Linked DNA regions of Homo sapiens: region 2 is linked to region 1. A link is an interaction called in ENCODE POLR2A ChIA-PET data of the cell type or tissue named here. Cell type or tissue: GM12878. All regions are shown on one strand. Links, peaks and the distances in the headings refer to the core of each region. The heading gives the core; the rest is flanking DNA.

Region 1 (17,680 bases), core at 5,156-13,155:
CCACCATGCTAATTTTTGTATTTTTAGTAGAGACCATGTTGGCCAGGCTGGTCTTGAACTCCTGGTCTTAAGTAATCCACCAGCCTTGGCCTCCCAAAGTGTTGGGATTACAGGCGTGAGCTACTGCGCCTGGCCAGGTGACTTACATCTTAACACTTAACAGGATTTCTCTGAGGCAGAGTTATGCCTGTTTCAAGAATAAATTATGAAGAGCAAAGTGCAGAAGCAGGGAGAACCAGTTAGGATTTGTAACAATTGAGGCTGGGAATGATGGTGGCTTGAACTAGGGAGGTAGTAGCGGTAGTAGTGAGAGTAGTCAGATTTTGCATGTATGTTGAAAATACTGAATATTGAATTAGATGTGGAGAGAGAAAGAAGGAGAGAAGTCAAGGATGTTGCTGAGGGTTTGGGCTGAGCGACTAGAAGTTTGGAGATTCCTCTAACTGAGATGGGGAAGACTGCAGGAAGAACAGGGTTTAGAGAGAGAGAGTTGGGGATTCAGTTTGGTTATGCTAAGTTGGAGATACCCGTTAGATAACCAAGTAGAGATATGGAATAAGCAGTTGGATAAATGAGTCTGCATGTATATGTTAGCAAGTAGTATTTTAAATGATGAGACCAAATAAGATTAACAAGGGAAAGAGTGAAGGCAGGAAGAAGAAAAGGTTCACAGACTGAGCCCGGAGACATTCCAACACCAAGGTGTTGGGAAGATGAGGGAGAATCGGGAAAGGAGACTGAAAAAGAGCAACTGAAATGAGAATGTGTGGTGTCCTGGCAGCCAAGTGAAGATAGTTTTTCAGAGGAAGGAGAGATCAACTGTGTCAAATATGGCTGCTAGGTTATGAATATGGGAACTGAGGATTGACTGCTGTATTTAGCAACATAGAGTACATTGATAACCTTGATACAAGTTGTTTTGGTGGAGTAGGAGGGGTGAAAGCCTGGTAAAAATGGCAGAAGAGAAATTGGAGACACCAAGTATGACACAGCACTTTGAAGGATGTTTGCTCTAAAGAAAAGGAGACAATTGGGGTGGTAGCTGAAGGTGAATGGGGAAGTGAATCAGAAGAGGTTTTTGTTTTTTTAAGATTTGAGAAGTAGCAGCACGTTCGTATGGTGGTAGAACAATTGAATAGAGATCAACAAAGCAAGCCAACAAAGAAACAAAAATACAAAGCTGATGATTTGGAAACAAAGGAGAACTGCTGGGACAATATCCTTGAACTGGGGAGAGGGGATAGGATTACATGCAGAGGGTGAGTCCTTGGTAGGAGCACAGACTGTGCACCTACATTCCCAGGGGAGAAAGCAGAGGGTTTGGGCACAGGTGCAGCTTGGGGTTCCATGTGCTGGTTCGAGTTCTCTTAAGTACAATTTTCTGATGAAGCAAGGTCATCAGTGGAGAGTGAAGATGAGGGAGGAAGTTTGGAGAGTCGAAGAGAGAGGAGAATGTCATTTAGGAAGGTGGGAGAGTGAATAGACTGTGGAAATGTAATTTGATTGCTGATTAGCATTAAGACTTCATTTGAAATTAGTGATCATAAATTTAAATTCATCAGCTCATGAATTTGAAGCATGGTTGTGTGTTTTTCTCCAGCCATGTTTTGCTCTGAGGATAAAGGCATAGAATAGGCAAAGAGTTGACTTTAAGTAAAGTGTGGTTTTGCTGAGTATAACAAAGCAAGAGGGCCTGGGGAGTCAGGGGCATGTGAAGGGAGGCTGTTGTCATGATTGACCTTAGAATTCAAGTTGGGCCAAGAGGGAGGTAACAACACAAGGGATGAAGGACAGTGAAAAGGTGGTAGGGAAAGAAGACTGTTGATGCTGGGAATCTACAAGGAGTGAGCTGGAAAGAGCATAGTGGTCTGAGTATGAGAGGCTTGAAATTACTATTGGTAATGATAAGGTCCAGGATATGACTGTGAGAGTGAGTTACTGAGGTGGGGTCAGAGATCAATATCACTGGAGGAGAAGCATTCAAGGAAATGAGAGTCCAAGGTGATGGAAGCCTCATCTATGTGGATATTGAAATCACCAAGAATTATGGAGAGAGTAACAGTGAAGCAGAAGCTGTTCACTGGCCAGTAGAGGGATAAGTGGGTGGTATAATCTCATGATATTGAAAGCTGGAGGTGTTTTGTTTTGTTTTTTTGAAGGAGGGAAAGAGAGTGATATGAAAGCAGGGGTGAGAAGCAACAACATCTATCCCACCTCCAGCCCGCTGATTCAAGGGTGATGAGAGAGGAAGTGAGCAACAATTTAGAGGCTTTAGGAGAAGCCATGTCCTCAGGGAGAGCCGGGCTTTGATTACAGCAAGGAGGTAAAAGAAACGTTCGGATGAGAGGCTGAGCAAAAATAGATTTTTCTGATGACTGACTGAATTTCAGAAGACTCAGAGAAAGGTTTCAGTGGGGAGGGGAGGAGACAGTGTTAGAAAAGATGATGATGTACTGAGCTATATGGCAATTGGAGTCCAGTGATCAGGGATGGCTTTGGAGACATGGGCTTCTTGCCATAATTGACATGAACAGAGGGATAAAGAGAATACAAAACAAATTATAAAGCAGACAGGTGGTCCCAGGACAGACAGTGGTTGTGTGGCGTGTGTGGGAGGATCCCTGCTTCCTTTTGATCCCTGCATTTAGAGGCCCAGAGTCTGGCAAAAGTGCCATTCTTATTCTGAATGCCTGGCATCCCTCTTGACTTCACACATCAATAATTGTGGCAATGAACAGCAGCTTTCATTTAGACCTTCACCTGTAAATGGGACTAATACTATCTCCCACAAAGCTGATGTGAGCTGACAGTGGCACGGGCTTTCATGCCAGCACTGTGCTCAGTGCTTTTATGAACTGATTTCATCCTGACACTAACCCTGTGAACTAGGTGCTGTTATTATCCCCATTTTACAGAGAAGTAAACTGAGGTCCAGAGGAGTTAGATGGCTGTCTCAAGTTCACACAAATAGTAAGTGGCAGAGTCCAGATTTGAATCAGGGTCTATCTGGCTTCAGTCTGGGTGCAGTGGTTCATGCCTGTAATCCCAGCACTTTGGGAGGCCAAGGCAAGTGGATCATTTGAGGTCAGGTGTTTGAGACCGGCCTTGCCAACATGGTGAAACCCTGTCTCTACTAAAAATACAAAAATTTAGCGGGGCTTGGTGGCTGACACCTGTAGTCCCAGCCACTTGGGAGGCTGAGGCAGGAGAATCACTTAAGTTCAGGAGGCGGAGGTTGCAGTGAGCCGAGATCGCCCCACTTCACTCCAGCCTGGGTGACAGAGCGAGACTGTCTCAAAAAAAATAAAAATAAAAATAAAGGTCTGACTGTCTTCAAAACCCATGTATGGAGTTTTGAACCCCTTGTTATATCTTCACATAGGTAAAGCACTCTGTAAATGGTGAAATTGTTAATAATTACAATTTTTGGGCAGCAATTACATACTTTACAGGTGCTTTACTTGCAGTTTTTCCCTTATAATTATCACAGTGATGGTGCCCAGAACAGATGAGGAAACTGAGACTCAGAGAAGTTAAGGGACTTGACCAAATCTTACCAAGCCTGGAAAATAGCACATCTGGGACTCAAAATTAGGGATGTTTGCCACCAGAGTGTTCTTTTCACACCAAACTGCCTTCCCCACTCTTTCCACTGCCCTGTGGTACCCCAGGGACCTCACAGGTGGTTGAGAGTCAACGTCACAGCTAAAAATCAGAACCTCCAAACAAACACTCTCAGAAACGGAGGTGTTATCTGTTGCAAACTATCACCTTTTAGTTACCAGCTCCCCTCCTTTTCTACCAGCCCTCCTCTCTCTCTGTCCCACTACAACTTCACAGGGGAGTCTAATGGGCATCCAAGATTGAGCAACACCAGTGTATAGGTATGTAATTAAGTGACTTGGCACTGAATGTAGTGGTCTCTGAAGAAGCTGCTGCATGTTCTGGGCATAGGGTGAAAGGAGTGGTTGGGGGCTTAATTACTTCAGCTGTGGTGTAGGTGGAATGAACACATGGTACCAGCAGTGTGATAAGTAATGTCTCTGAACCTCTGTTTCCTCAGCTGTAAAATAGAAGAATATTAATGCCTACTTCTTAGTGTTGTAGTAAAGATTGAATGAGATCATATAGGGAAAGGATCTAGCATGGAGCCTGTAACATATTAGGTGCTAAATAAACTTACCCAAAGTCATACAGTGAAGGGGAGAGCCAGGATTAGCTCATGAGGTTTCTATTATGCTGTACTACTGTGACTGATCTTAGGGTTACCACCACTTTAAGATTGCGAGCCACAGGACTTACAAGGCGGAGTCATCAACAGAGAAATTAGTTGTGAGTTGTGGCCCTTTTACTCCCATTTTCAATGGATGGAGAGAGCAGCAGTGCTCTGCCCCTGAAGACGTCCAGTTGCCATCTAAGGCTGGAGATTCTCCTAGCCTGCTTGGAACCTGCCTGATGTGTTGCTAAGGACAGGGGTGGGATGGGGGAGGCCATTCAACTGAGGATTTATAATCCCTTCCTTCTGCAGAATCCTCCTTCCCCCACACCGTTGCCCAACACCATTGCCCCACACCTTGGGTTGCCAGGCGACAGCTGGAAACTCTTATCCTGTCTGTGCTCCTGTGCTTCTCACCTTCCTCTGTGAAGTCTGTCAGCTCTGTGCTAATGACGCAGGGGCTCTGTGCTGAGGCCCAGATGGCTGGGAGGGCAGGTCCCAGGGGATACAGTGCCCCCTCTCTTGAGTGCCCCACTACTGCCCCCAGCTCAAAACTAAGGGTCATCCTTTACTCCTCTCTGCTCTTGTCATATTCATCTGATTGTTCATGAGAAATATCCATTCTATTTCCCCAATTTCTCTTGAACGCATCCCCTGGTCAGTTCTGTTCCATAAACATTTATTGAGAGCAGACTGTGAGCCTAGCTCTCTCCTTTGCCCTTTCCTACCTTAGATTCCTGTTCTCCCCCTTGGACTGCAGCTGCCCGGTGGCACTCCCTGCCCTCAGGCTTGCCCTCCATAATCGCTGTCACTCCAGTGCCTAAAATCCAGGGGGGCTCTCCTGCATCCCCCTCAACACATTCTTGGCCCTTTCTGCCTCCCCAACCCCATCTTCACCCTTCAGGCAGTCCATGCACCACCCACGTGTACTCTAAACCCCCAACCCAACCACAGGATGCAGTTTTAAAAAAACAAAACCTTTATTTTTTAGAACAGTTTCAGATTTACAGAATTGCAAAGATAGTATGGAGAGTTCCCATTTACCCGACACCTGGTTTTCCCTGTTATTACCATCGTACATTAGTATGGTACATTTGTTATAATTAACCAATATCGATATACTATTATTAGCTAACATCCCTAGTTTATTCCACTTTCCTTAGATTTTACCTACTACTCCTTTTCTGTCCCAGGATCCCATCTAGAACACAACTGATCTGAATTGTCGTGTCTCCTTAGGCTCTTCTGGGCTGGGAGTCGGGATGCACTTTTTCACTCCTTGCCTTGCCCAGGTTGTTTCCTCCTCTCTAGAGATTCCCCCTCTACCCACATTTCCTTTTTGTTTCTCTTCCTTTTTTTGGAATAGGGTCTTGCTTTGTCAGCCAGGCTGGAGTGCAGTGGTGTGAACATGGCTCACTGCAGCCTCGACCTCCTGGGCTCAAGCCGTCCTCCCACCACAGCCTCCAGAGTGGATGGGACCCTAGGTATGTGCCACCACACCCGGCTAATTTTTTTATAGAGACAGGGTCTCAGTTTTTTGCACAGGCTGCCTTGAACTCCTGGGCTCAAGTGATCCTCCTGCCGAGGCCTCCTAAAGTGCTGAGATTACAGGCATGAGCCACTGCACCTGGCCTCCTCCCCCATTTTCTATCAGCAAACTCCCATTTGACTTTGAAGACTCAGTTCAAGTATCATCTCTTCTGGGAAACCTTTGATGACCCACCTCCCCGCAACTCAGTGGCAGTTAAGGACCCTCCTTAACTTTCCATACTAACCAGCTGTATTGCATGTGTCTGGAACTCACCTGTCTTCCTCCCAGACTGCATGCTCCCTGAGGGCAGGGACCGGGTCTGACTCGGGTCTACAGCTCCAGCACCAGGCACAGGGCCTTGCCAATAGTAAGGGTTTAACAAAGACTGGCAAAATGAAAGTGAGTGCTCAAGCTAAGGCTGTATACCTCTCAAAGTTGAGGCTATCTCTTCTCTCTGCACTTGCAGTGCCTGATCTCTCTCTTGGCCTCAGATCAAGTTTTGTGCCACCCCCACCCCTATCAGTTCTGCCCCTCAGTGGCTGGGAGGTCTGAGGCTCCTCTTGGGTTAGCCTCTCTAGAATGAGTAGGCCACTTTCTTTTCTTTTTTTTTTTTTTGAGACTGAGTTTTTGCTCTTGTCGCCCAGGCTGGAGTGCAATGGCGCAATCTCGGCTCACCGCAACCTCCGCCTCCCGGGTTCAAGTGATTCTCCTGCCTCAGCCTCCCGAGTAACTGGGATTACAGGCATGCGCCTCCACGCCCGGCTAATGTTGTATTTTTAGTAGAGACAGGGTTTCTCCATGTTGGTCAGGCTGGTCTCGAACTCCTGACCTCAGGTGATCTGCCCACCTCGGCCTCCCAAAGTGCTAGGATTACAGGCATGAGCCACCGCGCCCGGCCGAGTATGCCACTTTCTTACCGGCTTTCCTCTCAGCACCACTGTGGACACCAGTCCAGTCTGATCATCTGATACATATGAGATCTCATTTGATCACAAGAGGAGGTCTTGTCATCCTCATTATACACTTGAGGAAACTGAGGCCCAGAGGGTAAAGGGTTGTACTTTATTAAAGTTGACAAATGGACTAAGTGGGCCCTGAATGCAGGCTTTTGGGACTCATTCCCTTGCCTGGGATCTTCCTACTGGACCCTACTTCTGCATATAAAAAGTGACACCTAACCTCAGTCAACAATTAAATGCTGTACTAGAGCCATCCCAGGACATCCCAGCCTCCTCTGTGCCTGGCTGAACCCCTCAGGTTCTTCAGCTAGAACATGGGGAGGAAGAGATAAGGAAGGTAAGAGAGAAGAGAAAGGGAAGATAGAGAAAATTGGTGGCAATTCTGAGGTTGGACCCTGTGTTCAGGCTGCCACGAGGTGCCATTTTGTGAGGAGAGAATATGTCCTCTCAGGATACCGGCCTCCCCCACCGGTGTGTTGCCGTGTCAACTGATTGAGCCCAAAGGCTGGCTTGGAAATTTACCACCAACGGAGGCTTAATTAGCCCTTTAATTTCCTTCCAGCGGAAGTTTGCTCAGGTGGTTCCTAGCCCTGCTTTCTTGGGCTCCTCCCTCCTCTCACTTTCCTACAGCTCTAGCTCACCAGGAATCTGAGGCCCATTCTGGGTGTTGACACCAGGGGGAAGAGCAGCAGATTACTGAGGGCAAACAGTAAATTAAATGAACACGACTGTTTATACAGAACTTTACCAACACACTGTCACAACACTTATCTTACTTTATCCTCCCAACAATACCAAGAAAAGGATATTATTATGAAACCTGTTTTGCAGTTAACAGATCTGCAGCTCAGAAAGTCAAAGACAGCAACTGGTCCAAGGTCACATGCCAAGAAGTGGCAAAGCTAGAATTTGCTTGACCCCAAAATCCATACTCTTTCTGCTGCCCTTCACACTGTCTGTTCATTAAGTGCTTACAGTGTTTAATGAAATGACACATAAGTGCTGAAGGAACACTAAAATTAAGGGGGGAGGATGAGAATGAGGGTAATTTTAAGAGGCTTCTTGGAGGATGTGATAAGGACAGAAGTGGGTGCCAAAGTGCAGGGAATATTGTTAAAATATATTTTTGTCTTGTTCCCATAGGGATTTAAAGTGGCAGGAAAAGATCGACAGAGTGAGGGCCTGCACCGTTTTTTTCTTCCTCCTGGTTTGGTCCTGACTCTAGCCTAAGTTTTCCACCAGTTGTGCTGCTACAGATTATCTCCCAGCAGTTCATTTGATCACTCAAGAACAAACAGACAAAACCATGAAAAGAGTTTATATAGACTTTACATAAAAACCACTAGAAGATTTTATAGTCTGGTGGAAAGACAAGCACGTTGGCAATTCATATACACAGTTTCATTGGAGAGAGGATAGAAGAGAAGTTAGGAAGGCTGTGAAGTTTGACTTTCTGGCTCGGGTCTTTTACCAGCTGTATGGCTTCAGGCAAGGTGTTTAATCTCTGAATCTCATTACTTTATCTGTAAAATAAGTATGAAAATGGGACCTCGCTCAGAAAGTTGTAAGAATTAGCACAGTGCCTGGCACAGCCCGTCTAAACAAATGGCAGCCAGTCATTATTTCTGCCTGTGGGTATGGGAGGAAATGCGAGTCATACAGGAGGAAGCATTTGAGCTGAATTGGAATGGTAATTAGCGACTGCCTTGGCAGGGAAGGGGAAAAGGCTGATCCAGGCAGAGGGTGCAGCATGAGCAAAGCACTGAGACTTAGAGGAACACAATGTTTGGGGCCTATGGAGTTGTCCAGGTTGGTCAGAACCTGAGGAGAAAAGAATGGAGAGGGGTGGCAAGAGCTGAAGGCAGTGAAATTGTTAGGTTAGAAAACCAGGGATAAGTTTAGCATCCTAGCAGGCAGTATAACTTAGGGGTTAAACTCCCAGCTCTGACATTTGCTAACCTGGGCAAGTACTTAACCTCCCTGTGCCTCTCAGTTTATTTGTCTTACTCCAAAGAGCTGGTTATGAAGACTGATGAAGTAGTGCATGAAAAGTGCTTGTCACAGTGCTTGACACTTAGTAAGTACTCAATTCGTGTTAACAATTATTATTATTTGATTATAACAATTATTACTATTTATCCTGACTCCTTAGAGCTAGAAGGGGCCTTAAAAAAGTAATCTAGTCTAATATCCCTATTTAAAGAGGAGAATCCAAGGCGCAGGGTGCACAGTATTCATAAGCCCACAAAGCAAGTTAGTGGTAGGATTAAACCATACCCAGGCCTCCTGCCTCCCAGCCTTACAGCTGTGTGGCTCCCTTGCCATTCATTGTCAGGCTGCCTCTGACAGGCTCTTCCTCGCTCCTCAGATGTTTGTCCCCTGTCCCTTGTAAATAAATTTCAAGGCATTTGCTTTGTGGAGATGAGTGTTGATCCTATTTTTAGAACACTCTGCCACCTGTATGCAAATGATCCTCAGGGGACTCGTCTGCTATGGTGACTTGGGCCAACTCCTGAAAGAAAGCAGCTATGAGACCAGAGGGAAAACAGCCCAGGGTAGGATGGGGATCCTGGACTCCTGATTTCTCTATCTAGTTAAGTCTCTGAACTCCTCTTGCCTGCTCTGTATATGTTAACTCCTTGTGTCTCCATTTGGAAATGAGTTCAGAAATAGGTCCCTGGGGCCAGGCGCAGTGGCTTATGCCTGTAATTCTAGCACTCTGGGAGGCTGAGGCTGGCGGATCACTTGAGGTCGGGAGTTTGAGACCAGCCTGGCCAACATGGTAAAACCCTGTCTCTACTAAAAACATAAACATTAGCTGGGTAGCTGGGTGTGGTGACACATACCTGTAATCGCAGCTACTCAGGAGGCTCAGGCAGGAGAATCGCTTGAACCCGGGAGGCAGAGATTGCAGTGAGCCAAGATTGCGCCACTGCACTCCAGCCTGGGAGACAGAGGGAGACTCTGTCTAAGAAAAAAAAGAGTAAGTAAGAGTAAGTCCCTGGGCCAGGTGCCAAGCCAAGGTTTTGGCTTTGGAATGTCATGTCAGAGGGTGCTGTAGAACCCAGGGCTGTGGGCATTCACATCGGCTATGGTGTTGGCTCAGCTTCTGGAGAAATATTTATTGTTTTCAGGAAAATAGAAGTAATTGGGGGATTAGAGGGAGAAAAATCACCTTAATATACAACCCAATGATTCTGCCCTGCAAAACGGGAGAGAACTGGAACTCATGAGATGACAAGAAGGAGAGGGAGGGCAAGGCCTCAAACTTCGCTCATAAAGGTCAACGCCCCCTGGCCTTTGGCAGAAGCAGCAGTGACCTGATCCTCAGTGGCCTTACTATTTAGCACACACTAACTGAATGTCTTCCGGGTGATAGGCCCTATGTTGGACACACTAAACCCTTCAGTGGCTTTCTGTTCTCGTCAGGACGACATCCAAGCACCTTGACCTGGCATTCAAGACCTCCGTGATCTAGCTACAGCCTCACTTCCTACTTCCTCTCCTGTCTACTATTTTAAGTACTATGTTTCCAGGAATCTAAGATGCTATCAATTCTAAGATACATCCTTTTTTAAAGATATTAAAATGTGAAAAAGTGGACATCTGAGAATCTATGAAATATGGTATTTTACAAACCATTGAAAATGGAACTGCTTGCTTTCTCCCCAGATGCTGTGCTGTTTCAGGCTTCTCTATTTTTTTAAGCTATTTTATTATGGAAAATTTCAAACACACACTCGAGTAGGGAGAATAAGTAGTACATGAACTCTGTCCTCCAGCTACAACAGTGATCCACTCATGGTTGGTTCACATGCTTTTCCTATACTTCCTTCTCCCTGGACTGGTAATAATAATAAGAATAGCAACTGCCAGTGCTTACTAAGGATTTAGTTTTTTTCTTAAATGTATAAGTTAATATATGCTTATTTAAAACATATTTTGAAATCACAGCCAAGCATAAAGAAGAAAATGTTACTGACATTTGGGTTGGTGGTTGGTTCCTTTCCAGTTTCTTCTCTATGAATTTTTAACATAGTTGAGGTCAGATTATATATTCAATTTTATTAAACATAGCATTATAACATAAGCGTAGCTAACATTGTTAGAAAATCTTTATATGTTTTTGATGAGTTCATTGTACTTTATACAAAAGATGAACCATATCCATTCATTCATTCATCCAGCAATATTTGTTGCACTTACCACGTGTCAGGCACTCTCAACAGTGGTAAAAGAGTGAGGCCCATTCTCTGGCCTCTCAAAGCTCAGTTTCCCCCCATTGTTTGACATTCAACTACTTTCCAATTTGGAGCTGTTATCAATAATGTTGCAGTGATTATCCCTGTGTGTAAAACTTTTCCTAGGTTTCAGATGATTTCCTTTAGACAGATTCTCGGTAGTGAAATTCCTATTTTACTTTACCTTTGTGAACACTGAATGTTATCTTAATTTTAGTTTAGCTAATTCAGTAGGTTAAAAAAGTATCTCATAATTTCAATTGCATTTCTTTGATTATTTATCGAATAAATCATCTGTATATTTATTAACCATTAGGTATTTTTTAGTTTTTTGTTTTTAAGATGGAGTCTTGCTGTGTCATCCAGGCTGGAGTGCAGTGGCACGACCTTGGCTCACTGCAACCTCCACCTCCCAGCTTCAAGTGATTCTCCTACCTCAGCCTCCCAAGAAGCTGGGACTACAGGCGTGCGCCACTGCACTCAGCTAATTTTTGTATTTTTAGTAGAGACGTGTTAGTATGTTGGTCAGGCTGGTCTCGAACTCCTGAACTCAGATGATCTGCCCGCCTTGGCCTCCCAAAGTGCTGGGATTACAGGAGCAAGCCACCGTGCCTGGCCTACCATTAGTTTTTGTGAATTGTCTTTTGACAAGAGTCTTACTTTTATCACCTGCAATTTCTCAGCACAAGGCCTGACTCTGTTCATTTCCTTTTGCTTGCTGTGATCTGGGGATGTATTAAGTATAATCATGTTTCATGCTTCTTTTTTTCCTCCTGGCTCTCTTCCACCTCACTTCTCTCCCCACATTTTCCTGTCTCAAAGGGGAGTTGGGTGAGTCACATAAAGGGTACAGCAGGTGGCATATGAAGTAAATTCCCCAGAGAGACTTCTCAGAATGCTGTGAATGGTGCTGATGTCAATTTGGAGGCAAAAAGAGTGATGAGGAAATGGATTGGCAACTCTGATGCTAAATTTGTCCATGCCAAAGCACTGGGATATTATGAATGATGGTTCATTCTGCAGGCATCTTTAGAATACTGCTATATGCCCAGATGCGTGTGGGGTACTCATAAGGGCTTAATAGCTGGAGAAGACACAAATGAAATAGGTCATAATTAATAGTCAACCATATACATGTTGGATGGTTTCAGGCTAAGTGGAGATGCCCAGCAGACAGTTGGAAATTTCCATCTGAAACTTGAAAGTGAGGGCCCAGGGGAGGATAAGGAGCCAGTGTAGGAGACACAGCAGGAACCGGCAGAGCTGAAGGGAGAGAACAGGGGAAGAGAAACTTCACAGAAGCTGAGGAAAGAGGGAGTTTCCAGAAAAGGGGTGTGTTTGGGGGTGATGTCATGTTTTTAATTTAGGGCAACAAAAAGGTTATATTACCCATCCTTCTTTTATTTTCATTTTTCTTCATTTTTATCTTTTTTCTTCATTTATTCATTCCTTTGTTCATTCCTTTATTCATTTATTCATTCCTTTGTTCATTCAGTATTTATGGAGTACCTTCCAGGTGCCAAGTATTGCATTAGACACTGAGGGTACAGAAACAATAAGGCACAGCCCCTCCTCCAGTCTAAATGAGAGATATAGGTGAGAGTGGAAGCAAATTCCTGATATAGGTGCTATGATCTATTCATTAAAAATATTTATTGAATACCTAAGATATGCCACATACATTGAGGAACAATGCAAGGAAGCCCTATGACCTTCAGCTAATCCACTTGAAGTAAAAAGTAGTGCCTTTATCTTGGTGGAAATCATGGAAATCAATAGCTATATCCATGAGTGTTTTTGAGTTTAGAGTATTTGAGGGCTTTGTGTGAGAGACCAATGCCAAAAATAAGAATACAGGGCATTCATCTCTCTGGGGTCCTGTTTCCCATCTGTGAAATGGGTATGTACACCTCTCATAGGATTCACATGTGTCTAACTTTCCCACTAGACTGTGAGTGTTCTGAGGATAGGGATCACACATGGCACAGGCTAAGATCAGTGAATATATGTGGAATTAATTACTCTCATAAGGGCTTTCTGTCTTTAATGGCCTGTGCTCTGCTGTCACTAAAATAAAGGTCCAAGTACATTCTGTGGAAGGCCAGAAGCAATGGTGATGAATTTAGACAGGGTCCTGAAGGACTTCCCAAAAAAGGTGCACTTTGACCTGGACCTCAAAGATTAGATAGGATTACAGAGGGCAGGGAGGCGCTTTAGAATCCTTAATCCTGGATTCCAGTGACTTCTTTTCTACCCTCTGCCCTCAAGGACCTAACCAGTTGCTACCTAAGTGTTCTTGGACTCCAATTTACTTATTTATTTTTTTGAGACATTGTCTTGCTCTGTCACCCAGGCTGGAGTGCAGTGGCATGTCTATGGCTCACTGCAGCCCCCATCTCCTAGGCTCAAGTGATTCTTCCATCTCAGGCTCCTGAGTAGCTGAGGGACCACAGGTGTAGGCCACCATGCCCAGCTAATTTTTTGATTTTTTGTAGAAACACAGTCTCACTTTGTTGCCCAGGCTGGTCTCCAACTCCAGGGCTCAAGCAATTCTCCCACCTCAGCTGGGATTACAGGCATGAGTGACTGCACCTGGCTGACTCCATTTTTATTACCTGTAAATCAGTAGTGACAATGACACATGGTGGGCTAGAAAGAGCACTGGATGTAGAGTCAGAATATTTGAATTTGAGTCCTGGTTGAGCCTAAAAATAAAGAGCTATGTGGCCTTGGGAAAGTCACTGAGTGTCTAGGTCTCAGTTTTTCTATCTGTAAAAGAAAGGAGTCAGACTGGATGAACTTTAAGATTGATTTCTTCTGGTTCTAAAATGTCTGCATTGGGGACAAGGGCTGCAAAACTGCCCATTGGGTACTATGCTCATTACCTGGGTAATGGGATCAGTCATACCCCAAACCTCAGCATCATGCAGTATACCCATGTAACAAACCTATACATTTACCTCCTGAACCTAAAACAAAAGTTGAAATTGTTAAAAAAAAAAAAAAAAGTCTGCATCACAGAATCATTGTCAGGCTCCTGTAAGATGATGTAATAAAAGTACTTGTAAACTGTAGGGTGCTCTATAATGTGGTCTATATGGCTGAGGACGGATAGCTATAATATTAAGCTAGCTCCAAAGGACCATTTTTACCACTTTCAGTCCTCTGTGTCTCCCAAGCTCTATTGAACTGCTCTTTCCTTCCTAAAGAGCTCTCCCCTTCCAGTTTCCTTCCATTCCCATGGGACATAATGTCTCAGCTCTCAGCTGCTGCAGAAAAACAAAGCACTTGGAGCTGAGCAGCTGTGGGTCGGAGGGTAGCGCATGGGGGAAAGCTAGCTTGAAAGTTCTCATTACCTGCCTCCCTGGTGCTCATCATCCCCATCCACTAATCTTGCCTGGATTGAAGACGGGAAGAGAGAGGAGTCTGGCTGGAGGAATGCACAGGCAACAGGGCACGACCCAGGGATGAAGACCCCAGAGATAACCTCTCACTTTTTGTGTGACCTCTCAAGTTGTCACTGCTCTGGGCCTCCCTTTGTCTATGACATGGAAAGTGCCCAGAAAAAGGAGGTGATATGTATGAGCTCACAGACCCTATTCCAACCAATCCTGAAGTTCTAAATGAGCTTTCCCTTTTCAGCACAGTCAGCCCTTGAGTTTCTTTTGCTAGCATTCTTTTAAGTTCCTAGTATGTGGCAGGTGCTATAGTTGAGGGCCTAATAGTTAGCTAAGTATGACTTGATTTTAGGGTGCTCATAGCCTGAAAGAGGAGACAGAAAAACAAACTGGTAACTATAACAAATGTGATGTGTACAGTGATATTGATAGCAGCAGGAGGCAGACAAATGCCTAGGCAGATAGGGACAGGTCCCTGATGAAACCCCACCTTCAAGCCAAAAACAGCCTGGACTGCTGCTGGTTCTGGATGAAACCCATGACCCAGAGTGAGAACTTGTGTTCCTGTTTGCCCACCCTTTCCTGGTTGGTTCTTTTTGAATAATGCTTTTTAACCAATTAAATGTTGCCTTTTCCAGTAGTACTCATGGCCCACCCCTCACCTGTCCTGTGCCTAAAAATACCCCAGACTCAGCCACACTGGGAGAGATGACTTGACTTTGGGTGAGAGACCCCACATTCCTGATCCCTCTCTACTGAGAGCTGTTTCGTCACTCAATAAAATTCTCCACCCTCATCACCCTACAGTTGTCAATGTGACCTCATTCTTCTTGGATGTGGGACAAGAGCTTAGGACCCTCTGAATGCAAGTACCCAAAAGGCTGTGGCACTGTGGCCCCCTGCCCTCCACTGGTGGAAGGCAGCCACCCCGTGCGACAGAAGCAGTGGTGGGGCCAAGCCAGTCCCGGAGCTGTGGGCTAGAGTGGAGCAAGGAGCTGACTGAGCTGTTAGCATGCCACTGTCTGTTGGGCTGCTGCTGATGGGGCTGCAAGAGCTAATTAGCACACTGTAACACCCCTCTGGAGCTTTGGGGTTGCAGGCACCCCTGCCTGGGCACTGCCACCTTCCCCTTGGGGTGACATGCCTGGTCAAGCCACAAGCCCCTCACAAAGCCTGCTCTCATGTCAGCACTCGGAATGGCTGGCTGGACCCTGCACTTGCTCACTCACACATCCCCTCCCTCCAGGGGCCGAAGGTGCGGTTGCAGTGGCCACGGGATTTGTGCTGGAAGCTTGCCCTCAGTTGCAGCCCTGAGGGCCAGAGTTGATGGGGTGTCTCCTTCTGTGAGCCTGGCAAAGTGACTGAGAAAAATCCTGTGCCGGTGTAATGGCAAACATTTAAAGGGCAGGGGAGGAATTAGTGGGGAAAGAAAGTTAGGGAAAACTTCAGAGGATGTGACCTTTGAATATGTTTGTGAATTATAGAACGCAAGGGCATTCCAGGCAAAGATCAGCATATGCAAAGGCCCAGGGGTGCGAAGGAGCTGCGTGTTTGGGAAACCACAAGTAGTTAAGGCAAAAACTGGAGCTCACTGTTTCAGTTAAGGAATGACAGGAAAGGAACTAGCAGGGAAGCCTGAGCTAGATCCTGAAGGGTCTTTATCTACTGAGAAGCTTGGACTCCATCTTGTAGGCTTTGGGAGGCCAGCAGACGGAGATGGGAAGGTTTGGATTTTTCCAAAGGACCATCTGACATTCTGTGTGCTCTATCCAAATTGTTACAGACACCCCCATACATTTATCCTTTCAACAAATATTTATTGGAACACTCTGGCCCTGTGTTCCAGGTGCTGTGGCATGCACTGGAGATGCAATAGTAAGCAAAACCAGACATCCTGTTCTTGTGGCACTGGTAGTTTGGCAAGGGAGACAGACCTTAATCAAATAATTACACAAATAAATACAAAATTACAGTGGGAGTGAGTGGTACAAAGGAGAAGCTCATGGTGCCAGGAAAGCATATAATTGGAGCATGTGACTTTTCCAGGATGGTCAGCTTCTTTGCTGAGCTGAGCTCTGAAGAGAGAGCATTACCTCAGGGAAGGGCACTAGGAAGGCTCTCTGGGAATGGGCCTCTTCCGCTTCAGAACCCCCACCCAATACATGTTTACCTCCTATGGTAACAGACACTGTAGACTTTAAGCAAGTACCGGCTTGTATTCATCTGTTTGTCTTCAGGACCTAACCAATGCTTGGCACAGAATCAGTACCAAGTGAAGATTTGAAAGAAAGGAAAAGAGAAGTGCCTTTAGGCACTTTAAATAGTTGAAGATAGCAGTACTATCCCCTCAATGGCTAAACATCTTCCTTCACCTGGTTTCAAGTTCCCTTCACTCTTCTCTGGCTGTTCTGCTAATAGTCAAGGCCCCTGTGACAAGAGATTTAAATCAGTGAAGTAGCCTTGTGAAAGAGGATGGTCTGTTGGGAGACAGAAGACCTGGTTTTATTTAAGCCCGTTTTCATGATTTCCTGTCATTCACCTCTTCAAGCCTAAGTTGCCGTTTTTATAGAACAGAGATATTGGTCCTTCTCTCACAGGGTTTCTCAGGGAATAAACTGAGATAATAAGAAAAAAACATTGTAAACTGTAAGAGTTAAGGAAGTGTAAGGATTTGAATATTTGGAGGGCTGCCACATGAGTAAAGAATTAGATTTATTCTTTGTGTCTCCAGAGAACAGTATTAAATCAGTGGGTAGAAATTACTGTATGTAGATTTCAGCTCAACGAAAGGAAGAAATGTTCTAATAATCAGAACTGTCCATCAGTGGAATGGCTGCTTTGTGAGGGGGTGGGTGTCCAAGTTGGAAGCACTCAATACAAGGATGTTGTGGAAGGAATTCCTATTTTAAGTGAGAGGATGGATTGAATGACTTCTAAGGTTTCCTTTTAACCCTAAAATCCAAAAATCTGATGGTCAAGACAAGCAGAGAAGCTGGGAGAGGGTGTATTGTGGCAGAGAGTAGCATGAACAGAGATATAGAGCAGAAATGAATGTGGCATGTGTGACGACCGTGTGGAAAACTTTACGAAGAAATGAAGAGTGTGTGTTGGATCACATGTGATTTCATTTAAGCTTTCTAGGTGATTTCCAATCTTATGCTCTGGTGGAGGGGAGATTGTTGGTCCCTGGAAGCCTTAGACATGGTTAGAGGACTTCCTGTATTGGGAGGCTGCAGAGGATCTTGGGGGCTAAAGAGAATCAAGAATACAAATCAGGTTGGACTTTAGGCTGTGTTGAAAATGCACAGGCTTTGGTCAAGACAGAATTTGAATTT
Region 2 (8,000 bases), core at 1-8,000, 88 kb after region 1:
CCTGCCTCTGTCTCAAAAAAACAAAACCAGAACAAAAAACTCTCTGTTTTTCTGACTGGGCGCCGTGGCTCACGCCTGTAATCCCAGCACTTTGGGAGGCTGAGGCTGGTGGATCACGTGAGGTCAGGAGTTGGAGACCTACCTGGCCAACATGGTGAAACCCTGTCTCTACTAAAATACAAAAATTAGCTGGGTGTGGTGGCGGATGCCTGTAATCCCAGATACTGGGGAGGCTGAGGCAGGAGAATCGCTTGAACCCGGGAGGCAGAGGTTGCAGTGAGTCAAGATCGCGCCCACTGCACTCTAGGCTGGGCAACAGAACCAGACTGTCTCAAAAAGAAAACCAAAAAACAAACAAAAACGCCCTGTTTTTAAAGAACTGAATGATGGTAAAAGCTCTTTTGCTTTTAAGAAGCTTATGATCTGCTGTAGGAGAGTCAGGGAGCAGATACTGAAACTGAAATGCATTAAATATAATAGGTGCTAGAATAGGGATATGTAAAGTATGACTTTTTGTTTTGTCATTTGTGTTTCTAGCTTGCTGTCTACTGGTTATGTGACCTTTAGCAAGTTAACTAATGTCTCTAAGGCTAAGGATCTTCATAAGGACACAGAAGAAGAGCAACCTATAAACAATTGAAATTGAAAAGGAGCAGTTGGGAAGCAGGTGATAGTGGCTTTTTTTTTTTTTTTTTTTTTTTTTTTTTTAATGAACCAGTGGAGGAGAATTCTTGAAGCAAGGAGTGATGATAGATAAAACTGAGAGGTCAAGCAGTACTAGGACTGAATCCCTTTTGGAGACTCGAGAAATTATTACTGGTGAAAGCAGTTTCAAAGGAATGGTATGGAGGCAGAAACCAGGTTGTAGTGAGTTAAGGATGAATGGAGAGTGAGAAATTGATTGACTGAGATGGAGTCTTGCTCTGTCACCCAGGCTGGAGTGCAGTGGTGTGATCTTGGCTCACTGCAACTTCCACTTCCCGAGTTCAAGCAATTCTCGTGCCTCAGCCTCCAAAGCAGCTGGGGTTACAGGCATGTGCCGCCATGCCCAGCTTATTTTTGTATTTTTAGTAGAGAGGGGATTTCATCATCTTGGCCAGGCTGGTTTTGAACTCCTGACCTCAGGTGATCCACCTGTCTCAGCCTCCCAAAGTGCTGGGATTGCAGGCCTGAGGCACCACGCCCGGCCAAGAGTGAGAAATTTTGAATGATGAGGTACACATTGTTTGGTTTTAAAGGGGAAGGGATGAGAGGAGATTTTAGGATAAAAACAGTGCATTGTAGCAAGAGAGAGTTTTTTTCAAGATGAATAAGAGGTGAGCATGTCTTGCTTGAGAAAAAAAGAATCAGTAGAGAAGTTGAAGATACAGACAGTAATAGATTACTGTCTGTATTAGTAATAATACTGTCAGTATTAGTAATTATTAATTACTAATTATTAATACTGTCTGTATTCATAATAATAATAGATTCTTAGATAGTTGTGAGGTGACAGGATTAATCTTAAGAACATACCCAGAGAGGCTCATTTTAGAGAGACGAGAAAATATCTTCACTTAAAGTGAAGGAAGTAACGAGTATGGATGCAGGCAGTGAAAACTTGAAAGGGTGACTTTCCCCTCTTATTTGTAAAGTAGTCATTGAAATGTACTTAGGTGGTCCTCTGGGGAACTCTAAGGGAAATAGTGGGATGCATAGGGGAAGCCTTGAGTGTGAAGGTTTGAAATAGCTAATGTAGAAAATGGGTGAAGTGTATACGTGGTAAATACTAAGAAAATTTGTGGGTTCTTGAGCATGAAAATGATAAAAGTAAAGCAGTATTTTAAGAATAAAGCAGTAGTTTAAATCTATAGGATGTGGAAGACTGGCTTAAGAGTCAGTTATAATTGTGTCAGTTGTGTTGACACAAATGGTACTAGTCTTTCTGTAGCTGATGTGTTCCCCTCTTCACTTTTCTTTTTGCTTTCCACTTAATTCACTTTAAATGTTTGCTAGGCTAAATGCCCGTGAGTACGGAGATCATGTCTGTTTTATTCACTCAAGGTCCAGTACATTTTAGGTTCTCAAATAATATTTGTAGAATGTATGAATGTATGAGTGCTTACATGCCAGGCATTTTCACAGAACTCATGGGGATATTTTGCCAGAAATTTCTTAGATTAAAATTGTATTCTGAAGCTGGGCACAGTGGCACATACTTGTAATCCCAGCTACTTGGGAGGCTGAGATGGGAGGATGGCTTGAGCCCAGTAGTTCAAGACCAGCCTGGGCAACAAAATGAGATCCCTCCATCTCTTAAAAAAATTTTTTTAAGTGTATTTTGGCCAGTTTTAAAGCAATTGATTTTCAGAGAAAATGAATATGGACAGGTTACAGAAGTGCAAATGATACAAATACTACAAATGCGTATGCTGATATTGTATATTTTGTGTGGAAGCTTGTGCTTGGCATAGTAAGCACTCAAATGTTAGCTATTACTGTTTATATATTGGATAAGGCCATGAATAAAGCTGGCTTTGTAGCATTTTTTGTAGTAGTAAAAAGTTGGTACAACTTTATTTTCCATTGGTTGAATAAAGATTAAATTATGTTACAGTTTTACAATGAAAATAATACATAGCTATAAAAAAGGATAGGTGATTTTATATGTTGAAATAGAGAGATCTTCTCTGATTTATTGTTGAATGAAAACTAGTGGCAAAACAAAATGTATAATTCCATTTTTAAAAGGAAAAAACATTACTGTTATATGTTTACTTAAATTATAGTTTTTCACGTATTCATATATATGTACAGAAACGATTAGGGATGGTATTCAGCAAGCTCATTTCTCTGGGGAAAGGAAGGAGAGATTTGACTTTTGTTTTATTTATTTTTTAGTAATTACAAGAAGATAAGTGTTAAATAACAATAAAGAAGTATTATGTGGTCATCACAGGGAAGGAACTTTAGATAAAAAGAAAATTTAAGAATTCCTGGCTGGGCGCGCTGGTTCATGCCTGTAATCCCAGCATCTTAAGTCAAGGCAGGAGGATCGCTGGAGATCATGAGTTTGAGGCCAGCCTGGGTAACAAAACAAGACCCTACCTCTACAAAAAATTAAAAAATTAGCTGGGCTTGGTGGTGTGCACCACCAAGCTGGTGTGGTCCCAGCTACTTGGAAGGCTGAGGTAGGAGGATGGCTTGAGCACAAGAGTTTGAGGTTGTAGTGAGCCATGATCACACCGGTACACTCCAGTGTGGGCAACAGAGTGAGACCCTATCTCAAAAAGAGAGAATTCTCCATAATTATTCTACCCTGCATTAACCACTGGTAACATTTTAAATAATTTCAATGCCTTATTTTATTTTTTGAGGTGGTGGCTCACTCCCTCTCAGGATGCAGTGCAGTGGTGTGATCTCAGGTCACTGCAACCTCCACCTCCCAGGCTCAAGTGATCCTCCCACTTCAGCCTCCTTGAGTAGCTGGGACGACAGGCACGCACCACCACACCTGGCTAATTTTTGTAGAGATGGGGTTTCCTCATGCTACCCAGCCTGGTCTCGAATTCCTGGATCCTAGAGTCAAGTGATCCTCCTGCCTTCATCTCCCAAAGTGCTGGAATTACGGGCATGAACCACTGTGCCCAGCCAGACAGTACTGTTACTACATGATAGATTTAAGTGCTATTCTATGAAAATACATTACTGAGGAGGTACTAAGCAGTAATTAGAGTATAAATGGATTGTATTCTCTCATTTTATTCCTTCTAACAAACTTCTCATAATGGCAGGTAATGTCCAAGGCCTTCTATTTTGTTCTTAACGTTCTATCTTCATCTTCATCTTCTGTTGTGCTATTTTGTGCTTCTTTTCTTGGCACATGTTTTCTTTGGTCATATTTGCCTTTTGAATTCATGCATGAGTATCTCCTCTCTTTTCTGTTTTCTTTCAATCGTCCCTTCCCACATGTAGTTAGTGACTCTTGTGTGGCCCTCTAGCAATGTTTTTTTTCCAAGCGATTTCATATTTTTGTAGTTATTACTTGTCTTTCCACGCTATTATGTTGAATTTTTTGAAGGGAGAGAATTTGTTTCTTTGAGTCTTTGCATACCTTCTCTTCTGTTAGTAATAAATGAATAGTCTGTACTCCTAAGACCTTATCTCTACTCTCCAGTTGTGTACTGGATCCCATCTCCTTACACCTTTTATGTTCCACTAATTATTCCAGCAATTGTTCTCCTTCCATCCTGCATCATCAGTTTGTCTTTTACTGGATCATCCCCGGGAGCATACAAATATGCTGTAATTGTTTCCATCTTCAGGAGAGAAAATTTCTTTATTCTTTATCCCCTTGGAGCTATGTCCTTCTAGCTATTCAGTTTCTCTGGTAACTGTAGCAAAACTTGTTGAGTTATCTGTACTTGCAGTTTGTAATTCATCTGTTTCCATTATTCTGTAAGCTCACTCAGAGTAGACTTCTGCCACTATTGTTACACTGAAATAGCTAGTTCAAGGTCACCAATATCTTTACATTAGTCAATTCTCAAGTTATCTTACTCAACCTATCAGCATCATACTGCATAGTTCACCATTCTTCTTGAAATGCTTTGATCAGTTGACTTTCAGGTCACCACTGTTCATAGTTCTCTTCCTGCTTATTCACAGATCTCTTCTTATTTCCCTGACTTCTAAATTTTGGATTATCTAGGGCTCAATTTTCAGACTTCTCATCTACCCTTACTCTGTATGTTGTCCGGTCTCATGACTTTAAATATCAGCCTGTATAAAATAAATTTTGTTTTCCTACCTCCATGTTTTTTCTTACTCTTTTTTTTTATAGCACTTATTGTCATTTGACATAAATTTACTTGTGCATTGTCTTTCTCTTGCACTGGAATGTTTCATCACAAGGGCAAGGAATTAGTTTTGTTTACTGCTTATATCGCCAGTGCCTAGAATAGTGCCTGTTTTAAAGTCTTGCTTCCATTTCTGTCTTCTTCCTTTTCTCCTTTGGCTTGTTACATAAGGATATACTTTTCAGTCTTTTTTTTTGGTTACTTTATTTCTTGCTTTTTGTCTGGATCAAAACATAATGTTTAGGCTGGGCACAGTGGCTCATGATGCCTGTAATCCCAGTGCTTTGGTAGGCTGAGGCAGGAGTATTGCAGGAGCCCAGGAGTTTGAGGTTACAGTAAGCTATGATCGCATCATTGTGCTGCAGCCTGAGCGACAGACTGAGACTCTGTCTTTGAATATATATGGCATATATGTATATATAAAACATACATATATATAGAAACAAAACCTTACAGATAACAGCTGAAGCCCTCTTTATATTGCCTCTTCCCATTACCTTCTCTGCCTTCTTTTTTCAGTGTTAACCACTATCTAAATTTCATGTATATACCGTACTAGTTCTATCTATAGTTGTATACTTTTTATTAAACATACTTTTTAAACAGTATATATCATTGTTTTTGCATGTTTTAAAGCATTATAGAAATAGAAAGGTATCACATTAGATGTCTCATAATCTTTTTTTTTTTTTGGTTTAACATTGCTTTTGAGATTTATCCATGTCAATAAGTGTAATTCTAGTTATTTGTGTTAACCAATGTTTAATATTTTGTTGATGAATACATCGTTATTATCTATTTTCCTATTGTCATTTGGTTACAGTTTTCTGTTATATTTTGTTTTATGACTATGCCACAATTTAGCTTTTTTCTTTTTGTTTTTCATTTAAGTTGTTTCTAGCATTTCAGAGGACTGTATATGGTTCCTTGTGCACACGTTTGAGAATTTATCTAGGGCACATACCTATGAGTGAAATGATACCTATAAGTGAAATGACTGGGCATACTCATTTTTAACCTCACTAGATATTGCCATTAGTACTCTTCTAATGGGTTGTGCTTTTTTACATTGACACCAATAGAACATGAGAGTTCCTGCTTCTTTACGTTCTTACATTTTTAGCAGTTATTGATACTGTTAGTTTTTTTCTTTTCTTTTTTTTAAAGATAAGGTCTCACTCTGTTATCCAGGCTGGAGTGCAGTGGTGAAATCATAGCTTACTGTAACCTAGAAGTCCTGGGCTCAAGGGGCCCTCCTGCCTCAGCCTCTGGAGTGGCTGGGACTGCCACCACGCCCAGCTAATTTTAAGAAATTTTTCTTTTTTTTTTTGAGATGGAGTCTTGCTCTGTCGCCCAGGCTGTGCAGTGGCAAAATCTTGGCTCACTGCAACCTCTGCCTCCTGGGTTCTAGTAATTCTTCTGCCTCAGCCTCCTGAGTAGCTGAAACTACAGGTGCCTGCCACCATGCCCAGCTAATTTTTTTTTTTTTTGTATATTTAGTAGAGATGGGGTCTCACCATGTTGGCCAGGATGGTCTCGTTCTCCTGACCTCCTGATCCGCCCTCTTGGCCTCCCAAAGTGCTGGGAATACAGGCGTGAGCTATCATGCTTGGTCGATATTGTTAGGTTTTAAAAAAAATTACTATCTGTGGAAAATTGTATTTCTCACTTTTTTTTAAAGGTTAGTCAAGTGAAGCAGTGGGAGTGGAGAAGGCATCATTTAGTTGTGAATACCACTGAATTCAGATCAGCCTATATTTTTCTTTCTTAAAAAATCTTTTTAGGCTGGGCGCAGTGGCACATGCCTGTAATTCCAGCACTTTGGGAAGCCAAGGTGGGCGAATCACCTGAGGTCAGGAGTGCAAGACCAGCCTGGCCAACATGGTGAAACCCCATCTCTACAAAAATAGTAAATTAGCCAGGCATGATCATGGGTGCCTGTAATCCTGGCTACTCGGGAGGCTGAGGTGGGAGTATCGCTTGAACCCGGGGAGGCGGAGGTTGCATGAGCCATGATCACGCCATTGCACTCTAACCTGGGTGACAGAGCGAGACTCCGTCTCAAAAAAAAAAAACAAAACGAAAAACTTAAAAAATTTGTATTTCCCCTTATTACTAATAAGATCAGACATTATTTCATAGTTTGTAGACATCAGGATTTCTCCTTTTATAAATTGCCTGCTTTTCTATTGGGTTGTTTTTTCTTTTTATAAATTTGACTTGTAAAAATTCATTTTATTTTGAATGCTAATTTTTTGTCGATTATATGAGTTGCAAATGTATTCTCTAAGTCCATAGCTTATGTTTGCTCCTTGTTTATAAAGTCAAACATTGAATCAGTTATTGATCTTTTATGGTTTGCACTTTTTGTATCTTATTCTAAAAATTTTATTATAGTTTTTTACATTAAGAAATCTAATTTTTTTTTTTTTTTTTAAGACCAGGTCTCACTCCATCACCCAGGGTGGGGTGCAGTGGCATGATCTCAGCTCACTGCAACCTCTGCCTCCCGGGTTCAAGCGACTCCCACCTCAGCCTCCTGAGTAGCTGGAACTACAGGCATGCACCACCACGCCTGGCTAATTTTTGTATTTTTAGCAGAGACAGGGTTTTACCATGTTGGCCAGGCTGGTCTCGAAGTCCTGGCCTCAAGTGATCTGCCCTCCTTGTCCTCCCAAAGTTCTGGGATTATAGGTGTGAGCCACCATGCCTGGCAAAAATCTAATTTTATTACTATTTAAAAAAAAATATGGATAACCAGTTGTCCAGTCATACTTTTAAAAAAGTATAAATCCCAGAGATCACCAAATATTTTCTGTAAAAGTTCTAGCTAATAAATACTTTGGGCTTTGTCAGTCAGGAGGTGAAATTGAGGATATTAAGTAAGTACTTGTATATCAAAAAAGAAAACAAATTTCTGCAAATTTTTGGTGAAAATTTTTATGAAGTTCAAAATATAGTATGTTTTTTGGTAATACAGTTCTACTAGTAAGAATGATGGAATTGTTTTTATTGGGATAACATTTTGCTTTATTGGGATCAAAATTAAGTGTTCATCAGTCAGTTCATCTGTTAAATCTGATTTGTAATGAGATTTTACATACCTTATCTTTGAAAATGTCTTTCCACATAGCTAGGTACCGCCAATATATTAATATTGAA

What was found. ChIA-PET counts read pairs that join two places held together with the same protein. Peaks named below come from ENCODE experiments on the same cell type or tissue, not always from the same donor. Only the 100,000 strongest peaks of a DNase experiment are listed, where the experiment ranks them.
Region 2: POLR2A ChIA-PET joins it to region 1 with 5 read pairs; 4 of 35 experiments call an interaction of 5 or more read pairs at or near these places.

The regions. Positions count from the first base shown.
Region 1 is chr1:51,947,407-51,965,086 of GRCh38, reverse strand. All of the region lies in intron 2 of RAB3B (RAB3B, member RAS oncogene family), which reads left to right. Among named protein-coding and RNA genes, the nearest start is that of RAB3B, 34 kb to the left of the region's middle. RefSeq lists an enhancer at 12,043-12,102. In GM12878, for the core only: no CTCF peak of the experiment used is centred there; DNase peaks (open chromatin) are centred at 8,395, 8,717, 9,146 and 11,866; H3K27ac peaks cover 546 bases.
Region 2 is chr1:51,864,224-51,872,223 of GRCh38, reverse strand. The region is part of intron 1 of NRDC (nardilysin convertase); the gene reads left to right. Among named protein-coding and RNA genes, the nearest start is that of NRDC, 11 kb to the left of the region's middle. In GM12878, for the core only: no CTCF peak of the experiment used is centred there; no DNase peak of the experiment used is centred there.